3 separate regions of the Homo sapiens genome follow, and regions 2 and 3 are each linked to region 1. A link is a loop called in an ENCODE intact Hi-C map of the cell type or tissue named here. Cell type or tissue: HCT116. All regions are shown on one strand. Links, peaks and the distances in the headings refer to the core of each region. The heading gives the core; the rest is flanking DNA. Region 1 overlaps MSI2 (musashi RNA binding protein 2). Region 2 has its middle 30 kb from the start of DYNLL2. Region 3 has its middle 48 kb from the start of AKAP1.

Region 1 (10,250 bases), core at 3,386-8,385:
GGCCCGTTACAGAAAATTTGCTGGCCCCTGGCTTAGGCCCAGTGGGGGAAACGTGAAGTTATCAAGGGCTGATTCCTTCAAGGCTACCCAATTACATACCCTACAACAGAACAGGCCGAGACCTCCAGGTATCAAAGCAGAGCTTTATATAAGCTGCAAAAGGCAGCCATCCTCAACCTTCTGATTTCCCACAGGAGCAAACTGGTGCAGACAGGTAGGGCACTCGCCTGTGGTTACAGAATCACCAGCGGTGGACCTGGGATTCAGGCTCAGGTTCCAAGGCTCTCTTGGTGCCTCTAAGTGACCCAGCAGGTCCCGACTTGGGGACAAGGACACGTGCACCTCACTCAGGAGAATCGAGCCCTTTACCCCAAGAGATGCATGCCTCACGTGTCTTCTGCAAGCAATGCTCCAAGGCCTGCACCCAGAGGGGTAGGGCATGGTGAGGGGCGGGAGCAGTCTCTGGCACTGAGAGCTTCCTCTGGGAGATCTTCGGAAATCTGGTCTCTGTTTGACCATAGAGGGAGTATGGAGTGGTGCCAAGAGCACCAGACTGGCCTGGAGGTCCAGGTGCCAGGCCTGGTTTGGCCCCATTTGGCCTGGCTCCGTGCTCCCTTCATTCCCAAGTCCCTTCCTTCTGATGATGATGGCTGGGCAATTTATGACCCACAAGTCCCACATTATCTGTCATTAGCAGTGGCCCTTGCCTGGTGCTTCTCAGACTTTAATGTGCACGCCAATCACTGGGGATTTGTCAGCATGCAGATTCTGACTCTGTAGGTCTAGGGTGGGTCCTGGGACTCTGCATTCCTAACCAGCTCCTAGGGGCTGCCAAGGCTGCTGGTACATGGACCACACTTTGATTACCAGCATCCAGACCTCTCATTCCAAGACAAGGGACAACCAAAGTAGCTGTACCCATGAGTTACTTAGCAAATTTCTGTAAATCCTATCACCTTAAAGGAGTAAGAAAAAGGACTATTTAAAGCAGGGGTGTAGCCAGGTGTAGTGGCTGATGCCTGTAATCCCAGCACTTTTGGAGGCAGAGGCAAGGGGATCACTTGAGACCAGGAGTTCTAGACCACCTGGCCAACATGGTGAAACACTCTCTCTACTAAAAACACACAAAAAATTAGCTGGGCGTGGTGGCGCATGCCTATAATCCCAGCTACTCGGGAGGCCGAGGCACGAGAATCACTCAGACCTGGGAGGCAGAGGTTGTGGTAAGCCGAGATCGTGCCACTGCACTCCAGCCTGGGTGACAGAATGAGACCCTGTCTCCAAAAACAAAACAAAACAAAACAAACAAAAAACAAAAAACAGAAAGCAGGGGTGTCCAATCTTTTGGCTTCCTTGGGCCACACCGGAAGAACTGTCTTCAGCCGCACATAAAATACACTAACACTAAAGATAGCTGATGAGCTTTAAAAAAAAAAATTAAAAAAAAAATCTCATAATGTTCTAAGAAAGTTTATGAATTTGCATTGGGCTACATTCAAAGCCATCCTGGGCCGCATATGGCCCGTGGGTCATGGGTTGGACAAAGTTGATTTAAAGTAATCCTGCAGTAGTATTGTATGAAGCAAATAAAAACTCTTCTTGATATTCACTCATCATATAAATCCATATTTTTCAAATACTAGGTTTGCCTAAATGGGCAGCAAGGTATAATGAGAAGAACAGAGGGTTCGGAACCAGAATGACACAGGTTCAAATCCCAGCTCTATCCCTTAGAACTGTCCCACCAAGGAAGATCCACTGCTGCTGAGCTCTAGTGAACCCCTCTGTAAAATGAGATGAGGACTCCTGCTCAGGATGTTGTGAGGACAAAAGGAGACAGCACGCACGTAAAGCACAGTCCCAGTGCCTATAAGCACCGATTCCTTTCTGGTGAATCAGGCGTGAGGAAAGGCTCTACCCGAGATGCCCTCGTCCCAGGCACCTTTCAGGCTGTACCCACGCTCTCACCCAATGAGGGTGGTGATGGCTCCCCAACATCATTTCAAGCTCTAGGCTGTACTAGGCCTCTGCGGATGCCTGGAGGTGGCTCTTGTCAATTCTCACCTCCCTTCCTGCTGCTGCCCGGCTCGTCAGGAGGCCGCTTGAAGGCTGGGCTGTGGTGACTCATCAAGCAAGTGTCCCTGCTGCTCAGGGGCTGCTTCAATCAGGGGGACGCCACGGGAGGCATTATTAGCTGCACCCGCACTGGGGCACACAGAGTGGCCAGGGAGGATCCCCTCTCTGGTGGGTCACGAGGCAGCTCTGTGCATGCATTTGTGTGTGTTTATTGATAAAGAGCCACATTTGCATTTTGCTCTGGCTTGGAGAGCTTGTGGGTTTGGCCCTGAGCTTGGGTGGCAGTCAGCTCCTGACCCATGCTCGTCACTTATCTGTGTCTGTGGCAGTGGAGGAAGAGGCATGGAGATCTGGGACCTGTTAAACCCAAGCGTGGTCCTTCTCCCTAGCTGGGAATCTGGCCTGTCTCCTCTGCTCTTCTCCTAGGAGAACATGGAACCACATGGGCCACGACATAGCTGACTGGGAAAGGGTGGTCAGTGATGGAGGGCCTGCAGCCCAGCTACATAACCCTGAAAGCCCCTTTTGGCCTGAAGGGGACACACAGTCTGATGGGTACAGATGTGAGCTCTGGAGTATAGCTTTCTGGGCTCGAATTCTGGGGCTGCCATTTGCTGACCATGTGACCTTGGGCAAACTGCTTAACCTCTCTCTGCCTTGCCTTGCCAATCTGTAAGTGGGGATAATGATTAAAGAGTAAGTGAAAATCAAATGAAATAAGATGCATGATGCATAAAGTGTTTAGTAGAGTATGTAGTTTGTACCACCCAATGTCAGCTATTAGTGGGATCTTTATGTGTGAAAGGGTGTCATGTGGGGTCTTTCTGGGCATCCTCCTGCCTGGAGATAACCTCCTTAAGGCAGGGCCTACATGGAGAATGAAGGAAGGATTCCTGTGATCCCCACTTCCCAAAGACAGCTATCCTGGTCCCCTGTGAGTAGAATGACTCACGCCTTCTCCTGGCCCTTCTGCATGGTAGAGAAGGAACTCCATTTTAAAAAATGCCCAGGAAGAGACTCCCCGACCCAATTAGATGGGCAATGGCTTTAGGAATTATAATGTGCCTCACAGACATGTGGTCCTTCAGTGAATCCTTTATTTAGTCCACAATTATTTATACAGGGTCTCCTAAGTGCCAGGCACATGAGATTGAACCAGAAGACCTAGATTCAAGTACTATGTCTGTGACTAATCTGCAGTAAGACCTTTCCCATCTGTGAATATAAAAAAATCATGGCTCCAGTATGTACCAGGGGGTGCAGCTATCTGCCACTTCCTGCCAAATACCCAGAAAGATTGCGAGGGTTTGAGGAGATGGGTCTGTGGTTTCACAGCACAGTCCTGTTTATGAAACACTCCTATGCACATTCTAACAATCATCCATGTTCTTGTTTGGCAGTCTCTGAGTTTTCAGTTTTTCCAGATATCTCATTTGAATTCTGTCCATAGCCCAGTTTAAACTCATTTCCTTTTCTTTGGGCCTCAGAAGTAGAAACCAGTATCACAAAAACCAAAACAATTCAGGATGCAGGCTTCTCTACCAACACCCTTTAAATTCCACCCTTCTTCAGAGGAGGGGAATTGGCTGGAGAAATCTCTCTCAATGACAACTCGTGGATGATGGCAAGGATAATGGCAAGAGATAACACAGATCAAGCTTGCACCCTGTGCAGACACTGTGCTAAGTAAGCCCTTTGCTCCTGGTATGTCACCCAGTCTCTAACAACCCAATGAGGCAGTATCATTACCAGCCCTGTCTTACTGGAGCTCAGCAAGGCCCAGTGTTCTTCTCCAAAGTCCTCTCCCAGGGCCTCTAAACTCCCCACCTTGGAGCTCATAACTGTTGGGCTGTGCTGGGAACGTGGACCAACACCTCCAAAGCCTGTCATCCGAATCAATCTGCCCCCACTTCTTCCTCTTGTCTACTTCCATCTTTGCTCATTCTCTTGAAGAACAAGTACTAGCCCCAGATTCAAAGGCAAACACAAACCCTTACACTAAAAACCCGGTTACGTGCACCTGACATAGTCACCCTCCACCTGGGTGGGAGAGAAGGCGATAAATATGAAACAGGAAAATGGCTGCAAATCTCTCTGGCTTCAAGCCAGCCCCATGGGTTCTTCTTCTGGGGCAGAAGCTCTACTTCCTGATTGCTGCCCGGGTTATCTGGGGATTCACCCTCCCACCCCCAAGCTCCAACAACTGTCTATATAGTTCCTTTGGCACCAGTAAGCTCAAGACCTATGCTCCTTCGCTCTCTGGATAGCCTGGGACCTATCCCCTGAGCCTCAGTTTCCCAGGATAAAGCCTTTCCCCATCTGTGTCTCGGGTTTGTTTCAAAGCCTGTCAACAGGGAAGGGCTACACATATGCATTCAAGGTGACAAATGGAGCAATGTCCTTCCGGTCTACATCTGGCCTTTCCTGATGAACCCTTAAGGCTTGGCAAGACAGGAATGGCATCTGCCAGTACTCTCTTCTATTCCCCACTGCCCAGCAGCCTTAGTGGAGCCTGTCAATGGCGTGCTCTGGCTAGGATAAACAAGGCATCTGGGCAGTGGATGCAAGTTTCATTTAAGTCCTCTCTCTCTCTTTTTAAAAATAGCTAGTACTGGTCGGGCACAGTGGCTCATGCCTGTAATCCCAGCACTTTGGGAGGCCGAGGCAGGTGGATCACTTGACGTCAGGAGTTTGAGATCAGCCTGGCCAACATGGTGAAACCCCGTCTCTACTAAAAATACAAAAATTAGCTGGGTGTGCTGGCACATGCCTGTAGTCCCAGCTACTTGGGAGGCTGAGGCAGGAGAATTGCTTGAGCCCGGGAGGCGGAGGTTGCAGTGAGCCGAGATCGTGCCACTGCATTCCAGCCAGGGCAACAAAGCAAGACTCTGTCTCAATTAAAAAAAAAAAATAGCAAGTAGTAACCTACCAAGAGAAAAGTACCAACTGTAAACTTGCACGGACATCTGGGGAGCTGAGAAAGCCTATGAGGGGACCTGTGTTATTCTGTCACACTTATCTCCCTCCTACCATTTTAATGTCTGAGTTGATGCCTCCAACATACAGTACGCAAAAAAAGAGTATTTTCATTTCAGATGCATATGATGGCAAGGAACAATACGAACAATATTATTTTAGTGCCCTGGGAAAAAATTAGCAAGTCAAATATTGAATCAGGCCTGTAGCGCCACATGCTAAGCAGATTGCTTTGATCTTATCCACACTAAAAGCTCTATTATTGAATTTAAAGTTGGTGAACACATATCAGACCAATATACAATGCATGTCTGAACGCATGTTTTAGAAGCAAGAAATGTTTTGACAAAAGGAAGAAAATATTAAAGTTACAGCTGCAATTGAAACACAGATTTGCCCTCCCTCTTCTCTTGAGGCTGGAGGCTCTCGTGGCCAACCAAAATGTTTTTGCTCCAAAGGACTGGTTCCAGAAACACCTGCTGAGCTTCTATTTTTCTGGAACCAACAAAGAAGGGAATTCTCACCCTCCTACTCAATCCGAAGAAAGGAGTTTGTGAGTGTGCAAATGCTATGCATGATATGGCACCCTCTGGTGGCCACTGATCTGGGAGGCCTACACGACTTCCCAAACTTCCAGTAATCCAACCTCCCTTCCTCTTGAGGCTGCTGTGGCAGAAAAAGGAACTTTAAAGAGCCAAAGAGAGGGAAGGAAGCAGCTGATCAAGAGGGCAGAAATTAATTGATGGCAAGGGAGGGAATGTTAATTTTCCAGCAGGACCCAAAGAGAAAAATAGTTTGGTGCAGTAAACTTCCTATCTAGGATATACCTCTCAAAAGCTGCACAGCAAAAGAATATCCTAAGCCAGGTGCCAGCAAGTTACGACTCATAGGTCAAATCCCGCCCTTCTGCCTGTTTATGTAAAGTCCAAGAATTGAGAACGGCTTTTACATTTTATTTTATTTTTATTTTTTTTGAGACAGGGTTTCACTTTGTTGCCCAGGCTGGAGTACAGTGGTGTGATCATGGCTCACTGCAGCCTCAACCTCCTGGGGTCAGGTGATCCTCTCACCTCGAGTAGGTGGGGTACAGGTGCACTGCACCCAGCTAATTTTTTTTTTTTTTTTTTTTTTTTAAGAGATGAGGTCTGGCTATGTTTCCCAGGCTCGTCTCGAACTCCTGGCCTCAAGTGATTTTCCTGCCTTGGCCTTCTAAAGTGCAGAGGTTATAGGCGTGAGCCATCATGCTTGGCCTGGTTTTTACATTTTAAGTGGTTAAAAAATTAATATTTTGTGATCTGTGAAAATTACATAAGGTTCAAATTTTGGTGTCCATAAACAAAGCTTTATTGAAACACAGCCCCACTGCTTTATGTATGCATTGCCTATGGACGCTACCCAGCAGAACTGGGTAGCTGCAGTCAGCTTTATGGCCTGCAAAGATGAAAATATTCACGACTTGGCCCTTTACAGAGTTTGTCCACCTCAGTATGAAACAACTGCTACTGTTCACAGGCCTGGACCCCGAGCATCTAGCCCCCTCCCCACCCCTGCCCACTCCAGCCTGATGATGGGCTGGACCAGTCTGCAAGACTGGGTGTGTACGTAGAGAAAGGGGGCATTCCATTTCAGCGCAACCCCTACACACTTACCATTTTATTATTGATTTCATGGAAATGAATCTCACAGACTTTCTCCACAACATCTTCATTCTCAAAAGTGACAAAGCCAAACCCTAAAGGAAAAGAGAGAGAAGAAAAAACAAAGAGAGGCGGGGTGAGTTCAGTTCTGGCAGGCCCAGGTTTTTCTCTGACGTCCTGAGGTCTTGACAGCCTCCTGGTCTGGGGGTAGGTAGGCGGATCCTTGGGAGGACCTTGAGGTTGGAGGCAATGATTTCTAATTTGTACTGAGCACCCTTCCGACAGCGAGGAAAAGTTAATGATTTCACCCACATGCAGCGGGCACTGTGTGGTTTACATTTGCCCCGAAGCAAACAAGAAATTTACTTGTCTGTTATTTACAAGGGTCAGAGCCCCGCGGCTCTGTGCACGGCAGCAGGCGGGTGGGCTAACCAGAGCCTCGTGGATCACTGCGGGGCCACGCTTGCCCTTTCCGCGAGCAGCCCTGGCCAGCCCTCGGGTCGGCCTCCAGACGGAGGTGGTTATTTGTCCTTTTCTTCCTGAATTACTTCCTCTAATACCTCATCAGGACATCCTGAGGCCTGGAAGAAACTATTAAAAGTTTCAGGCCTCTGTTCCGCGCAGGCATCCTTTTTATACTGCTGCTTCAAAAGCGCTCTGGATTTGGGGCAGTTTAAGACTGTTTGATGCCTGCTGTCAGCCCGTCAGCTATCCACTGTATGTACTCTGCTGGAGACCGGCTTTGCTAGACAAGCTGCACTGAAGAATTTTGGCAGGCGACTGCTGCTCAGTATCCTCAGTTCCTCTCCTACCCTCCTGCCCCTTTCTTTCTTCTCCTCCCGCCTCCGACAGCGTTTCCAGCATGTGGCCCCATCTGTGACCCCACTCAGTAAGTGCTGCTTTACCACATGGCCCCATGCAGGGTTGCACCCTCCTTGGATGGGATGCAGCTGCCACATGGTAGCGTTAACATGGCGAGGGAGCACAGGCCATGGGGGCAGACACACTGATGGGGAGACTGAGACCTGGCTTCCACTTCTCACTGTGCATCTACTTTATGTTTAATCTGGGGGAGCCCCTTGCCCTCTCTGAGCCTCAACTTTTGCATCTGCAAATGAAGGTGGTAGAACTGGACCCTGGGTTTCACACCTCCTGTCACAGCCCAAATCAGGATTCACAAGGCTGTCTGCTGCCATCTGAATGTTTGTGGCTGCCCCTTGCTGCCCCCCGACCCCCCACCCAGATTCATGTTGAAATCCAAACTCCCAATGTGATGGTATTAAGAGTTCAGGCCTCTGGGAGGTGATGAGTTCGTGAGGATGGGGCCCTCATAAATGGAATTAGTGCCCTTACAGAAAGACATTAGAAAGCTTGTTTTTTCTCTCTACCATGCGAGGATGCAACAGGAAGGCAGCTGTCTGTACACAGGAAGGGGGGCCCTCCCAGAAATGACCATGCTGGCACCCTGCTCTTAACTGCCAGCTTCCAGAACTGTGAGAAATAAACCGTTTTTCTTAGACCATGGTACTTCATTATAGCCGCCCCAGCTAAGACACTCTTCTCCCCAAAGGTATGAACCTGGCTGAACACTAAGCCAGACACACCAAGCAGGAAGACAAAAACTGAATGGCCAGACACACCAAGCAGGAAGACAAAAACTGAATGGCTGTTCTATCACAATTATATTATGATAATTGTGTTTCCAGTCAATGAGCAAAATACAGATGCTTCCTTTTCAAACTCTGTGTCTATTTTGGGTCCCTGCAACACAAGACGGAGAGGGAATTTCTCAGGTCCCTTCTGACTCTCATGCATCCAACTCTAACATCACCATCTTCCAAGGAACACCAGGAAACAGGGAGCTGATATGTGGAGCTCCTTTAGCATAGCTCCTGCAGGGACTAGCAGATTCTTCGGTATGAGAATAAAAAAGGCTACTATCTGCTCTCAAACCATTTCCAGTAAAACAGAGGGCTAGGACCACGAAACACAGCAATCGTGATCTTTATCATGTCATTTGCTACCACCACCCGCCAAATACTGGGCCAGTGCTCCCAGCATACACAGTCCAGCCTGTTGTAGATACATAAGGCAGCATCAGATGTACCATAAAGTGGACATGAGTGTCTGCTGGAGGGGCTCAAAGATGCCGAGTTTCTCCCAGTGTCACCCAGTAAAAGCTAGGTTCTCAGTTACCTCAGAGGCCTGAAGCAGACATCCGACAGGATACGTGGTTTGAAATGCTGTCCAACAAAAAAACCTTTCACCAGGTTTATACCCCCTACCCCCTAAACCAGGTCCTTTGAGAGAAAGCTGCTGGGAACGCTATCCTATTCCCTCTCTTTGGGCATCTCCTTCTCCTTGGCCCTTGGTCCCACTGATCATTGCAGAGCTGGAGAAGAGCCACACCGACACTTCCCCAAGCCACTTCTCTTTGGGCTTTGGGGTATTTGTTCCTCAAGCGCTCCTTTAAGCACTTTCAGTTTCCTGAGGGCATTCAGCTCACCCTACTGGGGTATGTCTCAGGAATCCTGGGTTGGGAGGAGCCTTAAAAACATCAGGTTAAAACTCCCACCCAGTCAAGGACCCCTGGAGCACTCAGCCAGGAACTTAATCTTTTTGGTTAATCCCCTTCCCCCAGCCCCACCCTCCTAGGGCCCAGATCCTAACTGGCCCCAGTAGAATGGATTAAGAGCCAGCACCCTCCCGCAATCCCACAGGGAGGGAGGGGTGGCACTGCGGAGGCCGCGGAAATTGGCCAGCGTGCCTTCAAGCCAGAGCGCCCTGCAAGAGGGTGATGCTGGGGTCTTGTCCTCTAAGGGTCCTCAGGACGGAACAGGGCCCCTAACACACACCAAGTGCTAAGTGAGTGACTGAATGAGCCATTTCTGCTCCTCCAGGGTCTGAGCATCTTGCTAATCCACTTGAGTCACTGCTTTGCCTCAAGACTGATTCCGCTCTTCCTTCTGCGTTTACCAGCTGCCACCTGTGCTAGGCACTGTGAAGGACGTGGAGATCAACAAGGCAATGGCCCTCTGCTTGCACAATTCACGAACAGGCACGAGTCAGAGGATCCCATGCAGGGACAGCGTCTCCCTCTCACCCCTCACTTCCAGCCTGTGGGGCACTCTGGGTCTCATCTGTCTTTGAAGGTCACCCCTCTGCCCCAGCCCCCACGCCCAGGCACCTTGCAAATAAAACAAGCCAGGATAGGCCAGTTTTTAGGGAACCTCACTGCTAATTAGGACAAGTGTAGCAGGTTGAATAGTGGCCCTCCAAACATACATCCATGTCCTAATCCCTGGAATTTATGAATGTGACCTTATTTGGAAAAAGAGCTTTTGCAAATGTAATTTAATTAAGAATCTTGAGAAGAGATTATCCTGGATTTAGGGTGGGCCCTAAATCCAACGACAGGTGTCCTTAAAAGACAAACAGGGGATATTTGAGACACAGAGAAAGAGAAGAAGGCCATGTGAAGACAGAGGTAGGCAGAGAATGGAGTGGTACTGCCACAAACCAGGAACACCTGGAGTCTTAAGAAGCTGGTTTTCCAGAAGG
Region 2 (10,250 bases), core at 2,557-7,556, 520 kb before region 1:
TTAACCAATCCCCTACTGGTGGTAATTATATTTTTAATATTTTGCTATCATGAAAAACCTACCACAAGCCTTTATACCTAAGGCTAAGGCTTTGGAGTAAGATCAACCAGGGTTCAAATTCTGGTTTTTACTTAGAAGCTAAGTGACTTTGGGATGCTATGCAGGCTCTGTTCTCTGTTTCCTCAGCTGCAAAATGAGGATCCTAATACTATCATGACAGCCTTTTGGGGAGATGTATGTGAAGTGCTCAGCACAGTACCTAGCCCAAGAGTAATATTGTCCTAACAAAATTCGCCACATACTGAGTGCTGCTGTATACTGGGCTCCAAGCTGAGAATTCACATGTTATCTCGTTTCATCTTCACAAGCCTAAAAGGTAAGGACTACTATTTCCACATTTACCAAAGAGTAACTGAGAGGTTAACCAATATGCCTCTCAAGTCCTGGAGAAACAGAAGAGGATTCAAACCCAGGGTTTGCTGACATCAGAGACCGGCTCTGAACCATTACATCCATCTGCTGGAGCTCAACAAATGTAGTTACCATCATCCTCACCATCATCATCACTGTAACCATCACCATCATCATCACCATCACTGTCACATCACCATCACCACCATCATCATCACCATCACTGTCACTGTCACCATCACCGTCATCACTATCATCATCGCCGTCACTATCACCATCATCACCATCACTATCACCAGCATCACCATCATCGGCAGCATCACCATCATCACCATCATCACTGTCACCATCACCATCATCACCATCACTGACACCATCACTATCACCATTATCACCATCATTATCACCATCACCATCACTATCACCATCATCATCATTGCCATTACTTGCTTTAGGCCCATTGATCTCTGACTTGGCCTGTGCCTGCCTTTATCTTCAGATTCCCAAGCAGTTGGTGCAAATTTTTCCAGAAACAATTTTTTTTTTTTTGCTAATTTCAGGCCATTGTTTTTTCTGACTTTGGCTGCCTGTGCATGCATGTGTGTGTGTACACACACACTCACACTCAGGCAGACCAAAGGGTCTGATCACAGACCACAGCATCTTTTGGGGATGGTCCACATGTCATCATTGTCTTGGCAACATCAATAGCTCAGGCCAGCTGAGCAAAGTGAGGTGAGTGGGGAGGGTGGTCTCAGATGGCTGTAGTCCATCTCTCCCACTCCCCACCCCACCACTGGGAATAGTAGATTGAGAAGAAAAAGAATAAAAATCAGCAGCCAGCTAGTGAGTGTCCACCACATGAAAAGAAGAGTGTTTTATATGTGTTACCTCAAATCCTCAAGATAGGTGCTCTCCAATCCCTTTTACAGACAAGGAACCTGAATCATAACAGAGCTAAGGTGAGTTGCCCAAGGCTAAAGCCAGTGCATGGCCAAGCCAAGATTCTAATCCAGGTCTGGGGAGATGGAGCATGGTTGCATTATGGGGAAACATCAGTGTTACCATCCCCAAATCCCAAGAACTAGGGTCAACTGGAGAGAGGCAGAGAGCCAAAAGTAGTCTCTGTCTTCCCAGACCCCTCCCCTTCCCTCCAGGCCTTCTCTGAGGCCGACACATGTGCCAGGAAATCCACTAAGGCTTTCTCTCCACTTCCTTCAACTTCTGAAATCCTGCCCTCTTCAAGTGTACCTTCAGGATGGGTTCGTTATGTCACTGTAACAAATGAACCCCAAATCTCATGTTGGGCATGGGAGGGCAGTTGGATCTGCTTATCTTCATCCCTTGGGAACCCAGGTTAATGAGACTTCATTCATCTTGGTGGGTAGGGGTTGTGGCAATTCAGCATGGGTTCTTACAGCTCCCACCTAGATGTGACAGACGTCACTCATCCACATTCCATTAGTCAAGGTAAGTGCGTGGTCCACCTACCTCAATGCGTGCCTGGAGGGGAAAAGAAATGTTCAGTGAGCAGCATTGGTGACTACCCCAACCAAAAGCAGTGCCCCTCACTGGCCCCTGGTCTGAGCCCCTCCACACCACTTCATGGCCTGCCCCAACTTCTCTGCTACCCCACTGGTGCATACACACTTAGCCTTTATGGGCACTCTCTCCCCTCCCCCAAGGTCACGAGGAGCAGTGGACATATCTACGGAGTCCACAGGGTGCTATTCAGCCACAGGGGTCCAGTTGCTTCGTTGCAGCACCAATCTTGGGCTAGAATAGCAGGAGGTCCCAGGAAGGCTCCCGTGCCTCTCACTGGGCTGAGAGTACCACACAAAGCCAGAGAGTCCTCCCAATCCCCTCCCAGGCCTGGGCTTTCTCAGTTGGTCAAACACAAATAAGACAGTCCGCCCTCTCAGGAAGTTGGGGCCTGAATGAAATGATCAGACATCACACACAGCCTGGAGCGCAGGTGGGTGGTGCAGGAGGCAGGAGGAGTGGGTGTGTGGAGATGGAGGGAAGGACCACCCAGGGGCCAGCCCAGGGGGACAAAGCCATGGTGCCCTTGACTCAATAACGGAGGACATTAGCATGGGTGTTCAGAAATAAAGCACAAAAGTAGGTTAGGGTGAGATCGTGGAAGGACTGGGTGCTGGGAAAATGAATTTAGTGTTTATCTAGGAAAAAAATCAGAAGCCACTGAAGGACCGAGGATGGAAGAGCACTGCCATCAAGCGTGGACCCTCAAGGGCCCACCTGGCTTCAACCCGAGGGAGGGATGGGGACAGGGAAGCCAGGGAGGTGAGGAGGCTTTTGAAACAGCCCAGGCAGGAGTAACAGAGGAGCATAGAGAGGAAGGAACTCACGACCCACTGAGGAACACGCTAGCTGGGGACATAGGTCATCAGCCCCGTGAGCTCCCCTACACAGAGACACTGACACACAGACATCTCCTTCAGTGTCCACAGGCCCCACAGGCACTGACAGGAGGGGCCCAGGGCCATGGCCTTCTGTTTGGGGTTGGGAGTGGGAGAGTGTCAGGAAGGATCTGGAGCATGGGCAGCTTCAGGGAGTGCCTCACATCAGGGACCAGGGCCAAGGATAAACAGTTGATGGTGTTGAATACAGAATCACACACACACACCACACCAGGCTCAGAGGCAGGCAGACCCTGGTCCAAATCCTGGCTTTGCTTCCTACTAGCTGTGAGATCTTATGCAAGTCTCTCAACCTCTCTGAGCCTCAGTTTTCTCTTCCGTAAATTGTCGATAATAAGATCAACCTCCTGGCTTCTTGTGAGGCTTACAAAGGAATAGGAATAGCTATGATAGGCATGGCAAAAATGGCTATGCATTCTTGCCTACCTGTACCTATGCCCCTGCAGTGGGACCTCCTAGTTCCTCCCATCAAGAGGTGAAGTCCATTTCTCAACCCCTTGGATCTGGGTGGATCATTGTCTTTGGACAAAGGGACAATAGCAAAAGTGATTCTAGAATAGACGTGAAAAGTGCTCATCACAGGGGCTTGCTCTCTTATGCTCTAGGAACCCACAAGCCCAGGCTAGCCTGCTGGAGGAGGAGAGACACATGGCCCAGTTGCTTTCTTCACTCCAGTCAACAGCCAGCAAATGCCCAGGAAACAGAGCCACCTCGCTGACATGAGGCTGACTGCAGGCCCAGGAGTGAGCCCAGCCATGGCCAGCAGAACTGCTCAGCCCAAATCACCAACCTGCCAATCGTGAGTAAATAGATGGCTGCTGTTTAAAGCTGTAAAATCAATTGATGGGCTTAGGCTTTGCCCAAGATGAAGTAACAGGAACCTGATTTATCTTCCTGCATGAAACAGCTAGAATAACCAGGCAAGAATCTGGACATTGGGTGGATCACAAAGGATGGTGATGCGAGAGATGGGAAAACCACATGAACTCCACGACAACCCCAGCTCACAGCCTAGAAAAATGTTTCCAGGCCACAGTACAGACAAAGGGAACCCAGGTGGAGCCAGGGAGCTTCTGAGTTGAGGAGACACAGCAGAGTCCCAGGAGATCAAGGTGGCCAGAGTTCTTAGGACAGAGTACTGGGGAGGAGAGAGCTGCACAGAGAGCCTCAGAGATGTGCAGAGGGTGCCCCTCAAGTATTCAGCAGTGTACTCATCAGCTCGTGCGTGTGATGAAACCACCCGAGGTCCTTCTGAAAGGAGGAGAGAACAGTGCCCAGGACTCACACAGAGCCAGAAACAGTGCCCGCTGCCTCCAGCTAGACTGGAATTGAGTAGAATATGCAGGAAGGCCATGCCTCAATAGTGGGGAATAATTGGTCCTAGACAGAACACTCCTCTGGAGGTCCCTAACAAAAGCAAGACCTAAAAGGATCAGACTGTTTCCAAATAATTGCATCCAAGAAAAGCTAACTGACGTAGAAACTAAAACATATGAGTGCTCGTGATATTCCAGCAACTTTAAGTATATGTAAGCATTTTACATATATTACTACATTTATATTACTTTATTTACAACAATGCTCTGAAAGAGCTGCTATTATTATCTCCATTGTACAAATGGTAGTCTGTACATACAGAGTACCTGGCACATAGCATGTTCAATAAATAAATGCTTTTTCCTTCAACTTGCCATCTTTGCTCCCTGTCTGCAACCATTAATAACCAAATGACTTTTCCCGAGTTCTACATCCACTACAAAGATTATGGCTTTAGGAAGGCAAAAACTTCAGCATTCAGGAGGAAAGTGGTCCCTGGAATTCTGAGAGTCCTGGATGAAGAGTCAGGAGTGAAGACTCCAGCCTGGCCCTGCCACCACCTTGCAGGGTGACCCTGAGCCAGCCTTAACTTCTCTGGGCCTGATTCGCCGCATTGCAGACGGGTGAATTCAGATTAGGTTTTCCCTAAAGCAAACTTCTCGCTCTAGAGGCCAGGATGCCTCAACCATCCTCAGGCTAAAACTCTGATAGTAGAGGATGGCAAAGTTGAGGAAAGAGTGCATTCATCTCCACTTGAATACACATGTACACACGCTCACACGCACACACGCGCGCATCCATTGCCAGCCTCTGATTGCCAGCCTCTAATTGAGCCGCTCTCTGGCCCTGTGCAGCATTACCCACTTCAGCCAGAAGATGGTGCTGCTTCTCCATGAGAGTTCAACTACATTCGTTCAAAACTTAATGGTTGAGCACCTGTGCCCAAAACGTTGCGCTGGGCAGTGTGAACACAAAGGGGATTACAATATGGATCGCTCTTTCCAGAACTTTACACTGTAGTGACAAACAACCAAAGGTACCATGAAATGAATTGGGACTTTGCTGGGACGAAACTAAACATTACTGAAAAGTGCCAGGCACGAGCTGCTTTACGACACTTCTTTTCAAGACTAGGGCTCCTTCCCCAATGTATACATATGTCAGAACATCATGGTGCACACCATAAATACATACAATATTTACTTGTCAATTAAAAAAAACATTAAAAATAAAAATAGGTAACCAGACACAGTGGCTCACGCCTGCAATCCCAGCACTTTGGGAGGCCAAGGCAGGTTGGATCACCTGAGGTCATGAGTTCGAGACCAGCCTGACAAACATGGTGAAACCCCGTCTCTATTAAAAATACAAAAATTAGCCGGGTGTGGTGGCGTGCGCCTGTAATCCCAGCTACTCAGGAGGCTGAGGCAGGATAATTTCTTGAACCCAGGTGGCAGAGGTTGCAGTGAGCTGAGATCACGCCACTGCACTCCCACCTGGGTGACAGGGCAAGACTCTGTCTCAAAGTAAAAATAAAAATAAAAAATAAAAATAGGCCAGGCGCAGTGGCTCACGCCTGTAATCCTAGCACTTTGGGAGGCCGAGGCAGGCAGATCACCTGAAGTCAGGAGTTTGAGACAAGCCTGGCCAATATGGCGAAATCTCGTCTCTACTAAAAATATAAAAATTAGCCGGGTGTGGTGGCTGGCACCTGTAATCCCAGCTACACGGGAGACTGAGGCAGGAGAATCACTCGAACCTGGGAGTCGGAGGTTGCAGCAAGCCGAGATTGCACCACTGCACTCCAGCCTGGGTGACGGGGCGAGCTCCATCTCAAAAATAAATAAATAATAAAATAATAAAATAAAATAAAAGTAAACAACAACAAAAACCCCAGGGACTCTAATTTTCAAGATGATAAAAGTACAAAGCTGGTAAATGTTTATTTGATTTCTGCTTCTCTGTGGCCTTCACAGCACAGGGCACCTGACTGATGATCAGTAAGTTTGCATTGATTGATTGATTGAATTATAACTGCAGACAGAAACCTAAAGGCTAAGTCAGAGTGGCAGGAACAAAGAGAGCCCTCAGCCCAAACGCTGCAATTCCTAGATGAAAAATGAGGCCCAGAGAGAGAAAGGAAGAAAAGCCATGTGCCTGGCCCAAGGGAGGAGCTCCCTAAACATTTGCTAAATTCATAAAGTGCTTTTGCCTATGTCATCACTTAGTCCTCGAGGTAATAGTTTTTATTCCTACTTTCCAGATGAGAAAACTGAGGCTGCCACAAGGGATCTGGCCAAGTGACAATGTGACTTCAAATTACTTTGTACCCTTCCTTCTAAGCGTAAGAGTTTACATTTTGATTGTGCTTGATAGTTTGGCAAGCACTTTCATAGACACACTTTCATTTCCTTTAATCCTCTGCTAAGGAACAGAGCAGAAAGTGAGGGCCACCACGTCAGAGACAACTGCTTTTCTCCTATACCAGTTTATTTTTAACTCAGGTGTTCTTGGGGGTATAAGAATCACTAAAATAAATTATTTGGTGTTTTCATTTGCTGTATTTTTTAAAATGAACTCTGGGCTGGGCACGGTGGCTCACGCCTGTAATCCCAGCACTTTGGGAGGCCAAGGTGGGCGAATCACCTGAGATCAGGAGTTCGAGACCAGCCTGGCCAACATGGTGAAGCCCCGTCTCTACTAAAAATACAAAAAGTAGCCGGGCATGTTGGCAGGTGCCTGTAATCCCAGCTACTCAGGAGGCTGAGGCAGGAGAATTTGCTTGAATCCAGGAGGCAGAGGTTGCAGTGAGCCGAGATCACGCCACTGCACTCCAGCCTGGGTGGCAGACTGATACTCTGTCTATGGCCATCTTAAAACAAAGAGCTGCCTCCCAGTTCCAGTGGCCCCATTTGTATTTATTTACCTGTGGCTTTGGCTACTTTAATTATTCAGAGCTAATGAGGAGGGAAAACACACACACACACAGAGATAGACCTGATACCTAAATGATGTGCTCACACCACGTGGAAACCAAATGACCCCAAGATGTGTTGTTAGAAGGGAAGATTTGTAAGGGTTCAAATCAAGGAAAACTGTGGGAAGAAGTGAGTGGCCCACCTGGCATGCCCCAGCACAGCATGTCCAGGGAGAACCTGTGCTCTGGCTGACAGGTGCTCATTACTGGCAGGAGGTGTGACTTAGATACAAAAAGAAAAAAATACATTTGTGTTTTTTCATTTGAATTTTACAGGTTTTGCAATTCTGTTTGTATTTAGTTTGTAAATTTGCTTTGAGTTTTATAGTCACATAAGAGCTATATGCATATAGTTATACATGGTTACATACTTAAGTAATATTACAACAAAATTGACTGGTCAACACCAGGAGTCCTTGGGAATTTTTTCCCATTAAAAGGATTGTGCACACAGACTGGAGACACACTGGTCATATTTCCTTCCCTTGAGGAAGGGACAGGAGTCACAGACATGTTTTCCTCTGAATGGGAAGAAGCCCTCTCCCTAGAGAACAGGGAAGGGGTTCACTCCCAGCACAGAAGCAGAGCAGGAGAAAGGTAATCCCTTCTCTCATACCCAGGCCTTCCCTGCAGGCAGGGCTGGGGGCTGTTTGCTTTGAGGCAAAGAGACGGTTCCCTGTAGAAGACGGGCAACTGGAAATATCAGCTACTGAATTACTATGTATCGGCTACATAAATAGTTACTAGTTATATACTAGTTACATATTGTATAACTAGTATTTACATAACTCTATGCTATGGACAAGGTGATGGTACCCTAAGAGGAGAAGATGTAGATTAAGGGGTGAGGGAGTGTTTGTGTGTTTCATGTCCTCTTCCTCCAGAACAGGCAGAGGGTGACCTGAGGCGGCTCTGTCCAGCTGGCGTGAGTGCTGAGGTCGTACCCTTGTGCCCTTCTCCTCCTTGTCCCGGGTCTCCCACAAGGGATAATCTCTGGGACTGGACACATCTTTTCCACTCATACCAGCCAACATTTATTATGGTGTCCTGTTATGTGCTAGACATTTCTCTATACTCCTTTATTCACACCAGTATTTACAAACCCACCGTATTGGTTACATATCACTATGTAACGAATTACCCCAAAATGTAGTGGCTTAAAGCAAGAAACATTTATTATCTCACAGGTTTTATGTGGTGTTTTATTCTGGCCTCTTTCACTTTCCATGTTTTCAACAATCATCTATGTTATAAGCATGAACAGTTATAAGCATGAAATGCTGTATTGTATTGTAAGCATTTTTGTGGCTGAACAATACTCCATTGTATGGAATACCACACTTGTTTATCCATACATCAGTTGACAGACATTGTTAATATTTGGATAGCATGTATTTTTCCTTCCTCATAATTACATTCTCTAGATAGATAGATAGATAGATAGATAGATAGATAGATAGATAGATAGATAGATTAGGTTGCCCTAAACTCCAACCCCTAAAGTCAATCCCTTCCCAGAGGATTAAAGTTTATCCAAATCTCTCTTTGTGCATGTATTTAAGTGCATACGTACCTGTGTTAGTTATCTATTGCTGCATAAGAAATTACTCCAAAACTTAGTGGCTTAAAACAATGATAAATATTTACTATTTCACACAATATCTGGGGGGGTCAAGAATTCCAGAGTGGTTTAGCTGAGTGGTTCTGTCTTATGAAGTTGCAGTCAAGATGTTGGCAGGGAGCCAGGCATGGTGGCTTATGCCTGTAATCCCAGCATTTTGAGAGGCCAAGGCAGGAGGATTGCTTGAGGCCAGGAGTTTGAGACCAGCCTAGGCAACATAGTGGGACCCCATCTCTATAAAAAAAATTTAAAAATTATTTGGGCATGGCAGTGCACAGCTGTAGTCCTAGCTACTCAGGAGGCTGAGGCAGGAAGATTGCCTGGGCCCAGAAGTTTGAGGTTGCAGTGAACGATGATCACGCCACTATGCTCCGGCCTGGGCAACACAGTGAGATCCTGTCTCAAAGAAATAAATAATAGGCCAGGCACAGTGACTCACGCCTGTAATCCCAGCACTTTGGGAAGCTGAGGCGGGCGAATCACCTGAAGTCGGGAGTTTGAGACCAGCCTGGCCAACATGGTGAAACCCCGTCTCTACTAAAAATACAAAAATTAGCCGGACGTGATGGTGCGCGCCTGTAATCCCAGCTACTCGGGAGGCTGAGGCAGAAGAACTGCTTGAACCCCAGAGGCAGAGGTTGCAGTGAGCTGAGACTGCACCACTGCACTCCAGCCTAGATGACAGAGCAAGACTCCATCTCAAATAACTAACTAAATAAATAAATAAAAAGAATGCAGGGGCTGCAATCATTTGATGGCTTGACTGGGACTTTCCAAACATTCCACTCACATGGATAAAGAGACAGTCATTGGGCATTGGCAAACCTCAGTTTCTCTCCATCTAAGGTTGCCATATTTAGCAAATAAAAATATGGAATAGGCAGCTAAATTTGCATTTCAGATAAATAACAAATACATTTTAGTATTAGTATATCCCAGATATTGTGTGAGACACAATCATACTAAAAATACTAAGAAATATGACTTATTAGGTCTGCTTGAGTACACTCACAATGTGGTAGCTGGCTTCCACTAGCACAAGTGGCTCAAGAAAGCATAGCAGAAACAAAAATGTCTTTTGTGACCTAGCCTTGAAAGTCACACACCATCAATTCTGCAACAATTCTTTTGATTACACAGGTCTGTCCTAATCAGTATGAGTGGGAACAATATAAAAGGATGAATACTAGAAATTAAGGATCACTGGGAGTCATCATAGGGTCTATCTACCATTGTGTTCATAGAAAATAATATTGTTTTGTGTGTGTATATGTATGTTATGTATTTTTTAACATGAGAATAATTCTGTATCTATTTGTTCTGCAACTTTTTTTCACTTAGCAATACATTTTGGAGCTCTTTACATATCAGAACATGCAGTATTGCTTGATTCTCTTTGCTTTCTGCCTATTATTTTATAATATAGATTGTCATATTTAGCCATTCCTCTATTGTTGTACATTTAGGCTGTTTTCCAAAGCTT
Region 3 (10,250 bases), core at 4,698-9,697, 470 kb after region 1:
ACTCAACCACCATGCCCAGCTAATTTTTTTTTTTTTTTTGGAGAGACAGGGGTCTTGCTATGTTGCCCAGGCTGGTCTTGAAGTCCTGGGCTCAAGTGATCCACTCACCTCAGCCTCCCAAAGCACTGGAATTACAGGCATGAGCCACCGTGCCCGGCTGAAATTTTAGGTATAAGGTGGCCACAGCAGGCTTCCTCGAGAAGGCGACTTTTGAGTAAAGGCCTGAAGGAAATGAAGGAGTACTCACCTGAGGGAAAAGCATTCTGGGCAGAGGGAAGGGCACGTGCAAAAGTGCTGGGGCAGGAGTACACCTGTGTGCTTGAGGAACAGCAAAGGGCCAGTGTGGATGAAGGGGATTGAAGGAGAGGGAGAGACTAGTCAGGAGGCGGGGATGGAAACATGGGAGACTGCAGTGAGAAGAGCCTCCTTGAAACAGCTGGGAGGCTTGTGCGGCCCCAGCAGAGGCTGAGACTTTGCAGTGCTCGCTTCCAGGGGAGTGTGGCCATGTGTGCACGTGTGTACCCCTGGGGAGGCCCAGAATGTGCCCTGACCGAGTGGAGAGGCACAGCTGTGTCTGCTTGGAGCGAGCTGAGAGCAGGGCTTGCCTGGGCTCCTGACCAGCTCCCTGAGGCACGGTGTGAGCCTGCCTCCTATGCCCACGCTGCCCTGTGAGGGGCCGATGGGGCAGAGCAGTGAGGAGCCTGGCCCAGAGCAGGAGACTGAGCAGCTTACCTGTGCTGGCAGCAGGTCCTGAACTTACTGGCCCAGGGAGAAATTAACCCTGCAGCTCTTGGAGCACTCCAGAAATGAGGAGAAACTCAGGAAAAGAGAGGAACTTCTTACAATTCATGATATGGGATGTGGGAGGCATTTTCATTTAAATGTTAAACCCAAATGTCCTTCAGCAGGTGGCTGGATTAACAAACTGTGGTACAACCATTCAGTGGAACTCAGCAGTAAAAAGGAAAGAACTATTGATACACAAAGCAAATGAATAAGTCTCAAAAAGTGATGCCGGGTGAAAGAAGCCAAGTAGAATCATACGCCTGATTCCATTTATTTAAAATTCCAGAAAATGCAAACGAATCTCCAGTGATGTAAAGCAGATTGTTGGTTGTCTGGGGGATGGGAGGGAGGGGCAGAAAGGACTACCTAGAAAAAAGTAAACTTGGGGGGTGATGGATATGTTCATTATCTTGATTGTGGTGATGAGTTCACAGATGTGTACATAGGTCAAAACTTATAAAGTTGTATGGCCGGGCGTGGTGTCTCACACCCGTAATTCCAGCATTTTGGGAGGCCAAGGCGGGTGGATAACTTGAGGTCAGGAGTTCAAGACCAGCCTAGCCAACATGGTGAAACCCCATCTCTACTAAAAATACAAAAAATTAGCCGGGCATGGTGGCGGGCACCTGTAATCCCAGCTACTCTGGAGGCTGAGGCAGCAGAATCACTTGAACCCGGGAGACAGAAGTCACAGTGAGCCGAGATTGCGCCACTGCACTCCACCCTACGTGACACAGTGAGACTCTGTCTCAAAAAACAAAAAACTTTTAAAGTTGCATACTTTAAAGACGTACAGTTTATTTTATTCTAATTATACATCAATAAAGTTAAAAAATGTAAATGGCCTATACACTTCAAATACAAGTTAGAGGTGGTCAGAACGGGGAAAGTAAAAGATGTGACTTTATTTTGTGTTCCAAGATATTATTTATATTACATATATTAAAAATATGATTATGTATTCTACATTTTATGTATATATATATGATTACATACTAAAACGTATATTTATACGTGTATTTATATTAAATATATTTGATTTTCTCATTTATATTTTCATATGATTTCATAGATTTATAAATGTCTTATGTTGTGTGTTACATATAATTGCTTGTATGCATTTTTAGATTATGAAAATACTGGAGAGCTGTGTTTATATAGAGAATCCCAGATGTCAGCTGGGGTCTCCTGGCCCCATAAGGTGGGTAGCATTGATTAGACCGCCCATTTCTATTTCCACAGTCCAAAACTATCTCCAAAATTTCTCCAAATTCCAGAGAGCTGAGTTTCTAGACTTCCAGCCTCCCCCAAATCCTGCTCAGCCCTGGGTCTCCTGGCTGTGGCTTTATCTCCACTCTGGTTAAGCATTCATAAATGAGACATCTCTTCCTTTCCCTCCTCGTTTCCTGGCCCGACACCACCTCACCCCCAGCCCCATCTCCAAGCACCTCAAATACAAGGCTGCTACCCGAAACCGAATCGGCACCACAGGGCAAACACCTTAAAAGGGCGCGTGGTATTCCTCAGGCCGCCCTGGCCGGGACTTCCTCCCCTGCGGCCACGCCACCCCAGCCTTCCCTCCCTCCCCATCTCCCCTTCCAGTCCCCTCTCTCCTCTTTGTTCCTCCCTGTGGGATCAGGTTCTTCTCTGCCCCCAAATTCTTCCCTTTTCAGAGCAGCGCAATTCTGCTGGTCCAGAACCTCCTCCCAAACTCTCAGATGCTCGGCAGAACAGAAGGCCCACAGAGAGATAGCTGCAACTGCCAAGAGCTATTTTTTTCTGCCTCCCGCATCTGTAGGTTTGTGACTCTACGCGCCTTCGTAGCCACGTGCATCTGCACGCACGCTTACACGGGGAAGAAATACCCCAAGATGCTAACCCGAAAAGCAGAACCTGGGAATTGGCAGGCTACCCCTCTTGGGTTCCCTCCTCCCCTCCCCACGCCCACGTTCCGGGGCCCTCAGGACTCCTGCCTCGCCCCCTCACTCTCTGAAGTGTCTTTCCTTCCTGTCCCAAACTGTTGCTCTGCCTTCCCACTCTGCCTCAAAGGCCTGCCTTTCCTGAGCGAGTAGCAAGCCAGCCAGTACAAAGGCTGAATAAACAGTCAGTGGAAATTAACTTGAACGTTCAGGGAGAAGAACAAAGACTTTCCATGTGAGCTGGGGAAGGAATCATAATTGCCAGAGAGAGAGGGGCGGCCCAGACGCCCGGTTGCAAGAGACACAAGAAGCTGCGTTGTTGACAGTGGCGGAGACAGACAGGCACGATGCTGATTTGATAAGTGGAAGGGCGAGAATTCTAATGTAATGATGCTGATGGAGAGGGAAATGAGGACTCAGAGCGGAGAGGCAGGTGAGGGGTCCCTAAGGCAGCCAGCTGAGGTCTTTGTGCCTGAACGGGGGATCCCAGCTTCGCACCCTGAGAGCAGGGCCTGGGCAGCAGGTGTTCTGATGGCAGCTGCACCCTGGGGCCATAATTACAGCCAAGGAGCATCCCATGGCGGTTCCAGGGGAAAGTGGAGGGAGGACTGGCAACTGGGTCTCCAGCGTGGGGGAAATGACGGGCCCCTATGGACCTAGAGAGATGGGGTAGCCGCGACTCTGGAAGAACGCATAGAAGCAGACACAGCTGGCCTGCTTGAGATTTCTACAGAGAAGCATTCAGCAGATCTTGTCTTCAGGCCGCAGCTAAGGGACATAAATAATAAAATATAGATTGAGTGCAACCTGGATGCCAGGGCTTCATGTTTAAGTCCTACAATCACCTTTTGAGGCGGCACTATTATTGACCCTAGTTTATAGAGGAGCAAACTGAGGCCCAGAGAAGTGGAGTAACTTCCCGAAGATCACACAGCTCTTAACTGGCACAGCCAACCCAGAACTGTCCAGGCATGTACATTTGCCTTTGCAGGTTGGGAGGTTTCAGCCTTAGTGACACATTGATGTGGTCAGAGATCTAAGGTTCAAGGGTCTAAAGCCTGGCAGGATCCGGCTTTTTCTTCATATCACTCACAAGTATCCTGACAGGCCTAGTCTGCATCCACCAGAGGCTAAGATGGCACCACCTGTCCAAAACCTTCCACGAGTCACAAGGTGCAGAGGAGGTTCCCTGCCACTGGTGTGAGCTGCTCACTGGGTATTCCGCACCCATTTTCTCATCAGACCTTACCTGACCCCAAAGTGGGGTGCTTAGAGGGAATATAAGGAAGGCCCTTTCAAAGGGGCCTGAGATGCTGGAACACACAAGACAAGGATGCAGTCATGGAATTCCCTTTGGGCATCTCACCCTCTGTTAAATGCACCTCTATCTATAGTATTTGCTTGGGGGAAATGGACTTACTTGTTTATTCATTCGACAAAATATTTTTGAGAGCAGATGATGTTCTGGGTCCTGTTTTATATGCTGGGGTTACATAATAAAAAACTACGCCCTGCTCTGGAGGGGCCCACAGTACCAGCAGCTGAATCACAGCAGGCCATGGGAACTGAGGGGCCGCCATTCCACACCTGGGGGGAGGCCAGGGTGAGGGTTCAGAAATTCTTTCTGGAGAAGGGAGCCTCAGAGTGCAGTGTTAGGGGAAAGGCAGGGGGTGGAGGTGGGGAGAGAACGCAGACTTTCTGCAGTTTAGAAGACTGGAAGTGGGGCTTGGTGAGCCAGGAGGCTCTGGTGGCCATGGGGTTCTGGGAGCCTTTCTGGATGGTATTGGAAGCCTCTGTTGGGGGCACTAAGAATGGCTGGTGCCTCTGATCCAGCTGGAAATGGGGATAAAAGAAAGATTCCAGGCCAGGCGCAGTGGCTGACACCTGTAATCGCAGCACTTTGGGAGGCCAAGGTGGGTGGATCACTTGAGGTTAGTAGTTTAAGACCAGCCTGGCCAACATGGTGAAACCCCATCTCTACTAAAAATACAAAAATTAGCCGGACATGGTGGCACACACCTGTAATCCAAGCTACTTGGGAGGCTGAGGCAGGAGAATTGCTTGAAACCGGGAGGCGGAGGTTGCAGTGAGCTGAGATCACACCACTGAACTCCAGCCTGGGCAACAGAGCGAGACTCTGTCAAAAAAAAAGAAGAAAGAAAAGAAAGAAACAGAAAAAGAGAGAGGGAGGGAGGGAGGAAGGAAGGGGAAGGGGAAGCAGAAGGGAAGGGAGGGAAGGAAGGAAAGGAAAAAAGAAAGAAAAGAAACAAAGATTCCAGAGTGTTTCTCTCCCTGCAAGAAATGGAGGAGACTTCCCAGGACCCTTGCTGGGTATCCTGGGGCTGGTCTGCCAGGATCTAAAACATGGGAACCAGCATCTTCCGGAGGGAAGCCACACCAGGCCACCTCCATACCTCCCAGTAATTGACAGGAGGGATGCTCAGGGTCTCCGTTGCTCTCTGAGTCACACCATGTTCTATATGTACGTGGCCTGAGGACACGCTATAAATATTCATGGCTGGAAAAACAAGGTGAGAGTACAGTCATGCTCCAGAAGAAACCACGGAGGGCAACTGGCTTTCACTGGGCAACTTTGCTTCCCGCCTTTAAATGCTAGGTCAAAGCCCGAGGAAGAACTAAACCTTCTAAAACCCAGTTTCCTTAATTTGTTTAACAAAAGACATCTCCATGCTCTGTGGCCTCTTAATTTCCGTAGATGTTAAAGTGCAGAGAATTAAAGAATCAATGGACAATTAAGGAGGCACTGGCAGATTCTGGCCAAGAGCATATTATTTATTTATTCAGCCAGCCATGCTCATTTTTAAAGCGCTAACTTTCCATTTTGTTTCTGACATCAAAAATAAATCAAACTGAACTGTACACGTCATAGCTGAAAAAAATTATTTGCATGATACATTGCCCCTTTGAAGCCTCAGTAGCCATCTGCAAAAGGAATTTTTGTCAGTGTCAAAACAACAACAAAAAGATACGCGTTCATTCCGGCACCAGCTTTTTCTTAGGAAACAGACAGGATTGAAAAAAACAGAAATAAGATTTTAATTCACTAGTGATTTTTCCATGCAGTCTCAAGCTTCTTTTTGATTTCTGAGCATCCATTTTCCTGGGTCATCTAGAGAGGGTTGCAAGATTCTAGTCCATTAACACAGTGGTAGTTTGGTGAAATCTCAACAGGCAGAGACAAGCAGCCAGAGTGGGGACACAGGTTGGCTGAGGGCTCCCTGCAGCACTCAGCCAGCCCCTGTGTTTCTGCTCCTGGTCCAAGACCTTGCCCCTAAGTTGTGGGTCCCCTAGTAACCCCTCCTTTCCCTCTATCCAGCTGACAGCATTGGATATGTCTTACCTAAAAAGGAAAATACAAAATTGCCATCCGATATCTTGTTCCTTAAAGGTTCCCTGATTGGGACAAGCGCTGTGGAATTGTTCTTGCACTGTGACCTTCACTCAGCAGCCCTTCCTCAGTCCACCCTCCCTCACCCCCTCCAGCCCACCCTCCCTCACCCCCTCCAGCCGGCCCACCCTCACCCCCTCCAGCCCACCCACCCTCACCCCCTCCAGCCGGCCCACCCTCACCCCCTGCAGCACACCCACCCTCACCCCCTCCAGCACACCCACCCTCACCCCCTCCAACACACCCACCCTCACCCCCTCCAACACACCCACCCTCACCCCCTCCAGCCCGCCCACCCTCACCCCCTCCAGCACGCCCACCCTCACCCCCTCCAGCCAGCCCATCCTCACCCGCTCCAGCACACCCACCCTCACCCCCTCCAGCCCGCCCACCCTCACCCCCTCCAACACACCCACCCTCACCCCCTCCAACACACCCACCCTCACCCCCTCCAGCACACCCACCCTCACCCCCTCCAGCACACCCACCCTCACCCCCTCCAACACACCCACCCTCACCCCCTCCAGCACGCCCACCCTCACCCCCTCCAGCACGCCCACCCTCACCCCCTCCAGCCAGCCCATCCTCACCCGCTCCAGCACACCCACCCTCACCCCCTCCAGCCCACCCACCCTCACCCCCTCCAACACACCCACCCTCACCCCCTCCAACACACCCACCCTCACCCCCTCCAACACACCCACCCTCACCCCCTCCAGCACACCCACCCTCACCCCCTCCAGCACGCCCACCCTCACCCCCTCCAGCCGGCCCATCCTCACCCGCTCCAGCACACCCACCCTCACCCCCTCCAGCCGGCCCATCCTCACCCGCTCCAGCACGCCCACCCTCACCCCCTCCAGCACGCCCACCCTCACCCCCTCCAGCACACCCACCCTCACCCCCTCCAGCACGCCCACCCTCACCCCCTCCAGCCGGCCCATCCTCACCCGCTCCAGCACGCCCACCCTCACCCCCTCCAGCCGGCCCATCCTCACCCCCTCCAGCACACCCACCCTCACCCCCTCCAGCCGGCCCATCCTCACCCGCTCCAGCACACCCACCCTCACCCCCTCCAGCACGCCCACCCTCACCCCCTCCAACACACCCACCCTCACCCCCTCCAACACACCCACCCTCACCCCCTCCAACACACCCACCCTCACCCCCTCCAGCACACCCACCCTCACCCCCTCCAGCACACCCACCCTCACCCCCTCCAGCCGGCCCATCCTCACCCCCTCCAGCACACCCACCCTCACCCCCTCCAGCCGGCCCATCCTCACCCGCTCCAGCACACCCACCCTCACCCCCTGCAGCCGGCCCACCCTCTATTTCACCGCTTCCTGCTCACTTCTTCCCAAGTTACCCAGAGGCTGATTCTAGGACCGTGATTTTCAAACTTAAGTGTGCATCAGGACAGTGTGTTAAAAGAGTTTGGATTCAGGAGGTCTGGGGGAGGACCTGAGAATGTGCGTTTCTATTAAGTTCTAATAATAAGATCGCTTGGAGGACGGCTGTTCTAACTACTGGGTGCGGGGTGGGGGTGGGGGGAGGTGGAAGGCGGGGAGGACACTTCCAGTAGCTTGTGCTGTGGCGCCATCTAGTGGTCTAAGACACAGTGGCAGCAATCTGTGCTGTGTGCATTGAGTAACCCTGAAATCTAGCCCTCTCCAAGCGCCTTCACCTTTATCATCTCTATTTTTTTAAGTAAGTGTTTTATTGAAGATAAATGATCACTTTTCATACTCTGAACAACCACAAGAGAATGGGATCTTTACAGACTGTGTCCTGCCCAAAGTCCCACAGCGACAGAACTGAGACTGGAAGACGGCTGTTTTAAGGCGAGAAACTTTCAACTGTGCAAATAGACTTTGGTATTTGTCCTCGGGATACTTCCAGCCTAAGGCAAGACATTGGAAGACAGCAACACAGCCACCCAGATTACACAATAATTAAACCCTAACTTAACCAAAAACTTAGTCCCGAACACTTCCTAGCAGCCAAGTCAACGTAGGAAACAAGGATTCCATCAATTCACAACCTAAAGCAAGGGAGCATGCCTGTTTATGAGTAAAATCAAATGGTCCCTAGTTATAGGAGCAGTGGGCATGAGTTTAGCCTGGGAGGCTTATTGAAAATGTAGAGTCCAGGTCCCAGCACTTTGCTTTTTTTAACAAGCACTCCAGGTAAACTGAGGCTAATGGCCTGAGCTCCCTCATTTGAGAAACACTGTCTGAAAGGGTATGACCTCCTATAATGATGTTCCTCCACCCCATGCTGTCCAACAGGACTAAGAGGCACACATGTGATCTTAGCATGTCCACTAGCCACCCTTTAAAAAAACAAGTGTAACCGGTGAAACTCCGTCTCTACTAAAAATACAAAAAAAAAAAAAATTAGCCGGGTGTGGTGGCGGGCACTTGTAGTCCCAGCTACTCAGGATGCTGAGGCAGGAGAATGGCGTGAACCCGGGAGGTAGAGCTTGCAGTGAGCTGAGATCGCGCCACTGCACTCCAGCCTGGGTGACAGAGTGAGACTCTGTCTCAAAAAAAGAAAAAAAAAGTGTAACTATGTTTTATTTAACCCGCAATGTCCAAAATAATATTTCAATGTGTAATTATTATTTTTCTTATAAGGTGTATATTTTATATTTATAACACTTCTCAATTCAGACAAGTCACGGTTCAAATGCTCAATAGCCCCAGATGGCCAATGGCTACCCTATTGGATAGTGGAATGCAGTCCATTAAAACTTTCTGTGACGATGGAAGTCACCTGCATTCAGGCATCATTTATTGAGTAATTTCTATATGCCAGGCCTTGTGGTAAGAGCTTTACATGCTCTAGGCCATTTCAGCCTCACATCAACCCTATGTTAGTAGTCTCAAGATAGAGAGGGTGTTGTGAATCTCCGACTCCCACTACCACGTTCATATATTCAGATGGCCGTATTCAAAATGACCCGGAGAACACAGAAGAAAGAATTTTGTCAAGAGTCTGAGCTAGGCGGCAGCAGATATTGAGGGCTCTGGCAGGGGAGACAGGAGGTTGAGACTGAAATCCAATCAACAGTGATAATAGGAAGAGATGTAAACACTGAACCGGAGGGCCGGGTGGGAGTTGTACTGGAACTGTGTGTCTGGTTGGATAGGGCTCATTGGTGGCAAGCAACAGAAATGGATTAGGGATTTATTGGAAGGCTACTGAGGAAACTCACAGAACGGCTGCTGGAAGAGCTCAACCACTGCCCTCAGAGCAGCACTTGGCAGCATGAGTTGACAGCCATCTCTCTAGAGCAAGGATTTTTTTTTTTTTTTTTTTTTTTGAGATGGAGTTTCACTCTTTCACCCAGGCTGGAGTGAAGTGGTGCGATCTCAGCTCACCGCAACCTCCACCCTCCGAGTTCAAGCTATTCTCCTGCCTCAGCTTCTCAAGTAGCTGAGATTATCGGCACCTGCCACCATGCCTGGCTAATTTTTGTACTTTTAGTAGAGACAGGGTTTTACCATGTTGGCCAGGGTGGTCTTGAACTCCTGACCTCAGGTGATCTGCCCACCTAAGCCTCCCAAAGTGCTGGGATTACAGGCTTGAGCCACTGTGCCCAGCTGGGAACAGGGATTCTTGATTCCAGCAGCAAATCAGAATCACCTGGTGAGCTTTAACAATCCAAATACATAGATGGGCGAGGTGGCTCCTGCTTATAATCCCAGCACTTTAGGGGGTTGAGGCAGGAGGACTGCTTGAGTCCAGGAGTCCTAGACCAGTCTGGGCAACATGGTGAAACCCCATCTCTACAATAAATACGAAAATTAGCCAGGCATGGTGACACGAGCCTGTAGTTCCAGCTACTTGGGAGACTGAGGTAGGAGGATCCCTTGGGCCCAGGAGGCAGAGGTTGCAGTGAGCCAAAATTGTGCCACTGCACTCCAGCCTGGGCAACAGAGATCCTGTCTCAAAAAAACAAAAAAAAATCCCAAGACACAAATAATTACTGGAGCTAAACATGTTCCTGCTCTGTGGTGTGTGACCCTCACAGGTGTGTGCCCAAGAGAAATGAATACATGCATCCACTAAAAATACAAAAATGAAGGATAGGAGCTTTATGCATTACAGCCTAAAACCAGAAACCTCAA

What was found. A loop is a pair of places that touch in the nucleus more often than their neighbours do. Peaks named below come from ENCODE experiments on the same cell type or tissue, not always from the same donor. Only the 100,000 strongest peaks of a DNase experiment are listed, where the experiment ranks them.
Region 2: it touches region 1 in a loop (5-fold over the local background); 10 of 110 quality-filtered maps call a loop at or near these places.
Region 3: it touches region 1 in a loop (4-fold over the local background); 13 of 110 quality-filtered maps call a loop at or near these places.

The regions. Positions count from the first base shown.
Region 1 is chr17:57,593,402-57,603,651 of GRCh38, reverse strand. MSI2 (musashi RNA binding protein 2) reads right to left here. Exons shown (of 14, transcript NM_138962.4): 8 at 6,702-6,784. MSI2-AS1 (MSI2 antisense RNA 1) reads left to right here. Exons shown (of 3, transcript NR_110807.1): 3 at 1,644-2,788. Among named protein-coding and RNA genes, the nearest start is that of MSI2-AS1, 9.9 kb to the left of the region's middle. RefSeq lists an enhancer at 93-592. In HCT116, for the core only: a CTCF peak has its summit at 5,665 (motif pointing left); a DNase peak (open chromatin) is centred at 5,671; H3K27ac peaks cover 613 bases.
Region 2 is chr17:58,108,015-58,118,264 of GRCh38, reverse strand. No RefSeq gene overlaps it. Among named protein-coding and RNA genes, the nearest start is that of DYNLL2, 30 kb to the right of the region's middle. In HCT116, for the core only: a CTCF peak has its summit at 5,038 (motif pointing right); a DNase peak (open chromatin) is centred at 5,054.
Region 3 is chr17:57,128,620-57,138,869 of GRCh38, reverse strand. No RefSeq gene overlaps it. Among named protein-coding and RNA genes, the nearest start is that of AKAP1, 48 kb to the right of the region's middle. RefSeq lists an enhancer at 2,675-3,206. In HCT116, for the core only: a CTCF peak has its summit at 7,735 (motif pointing left); a DNase peak (open chromatin) is centred at 7,709.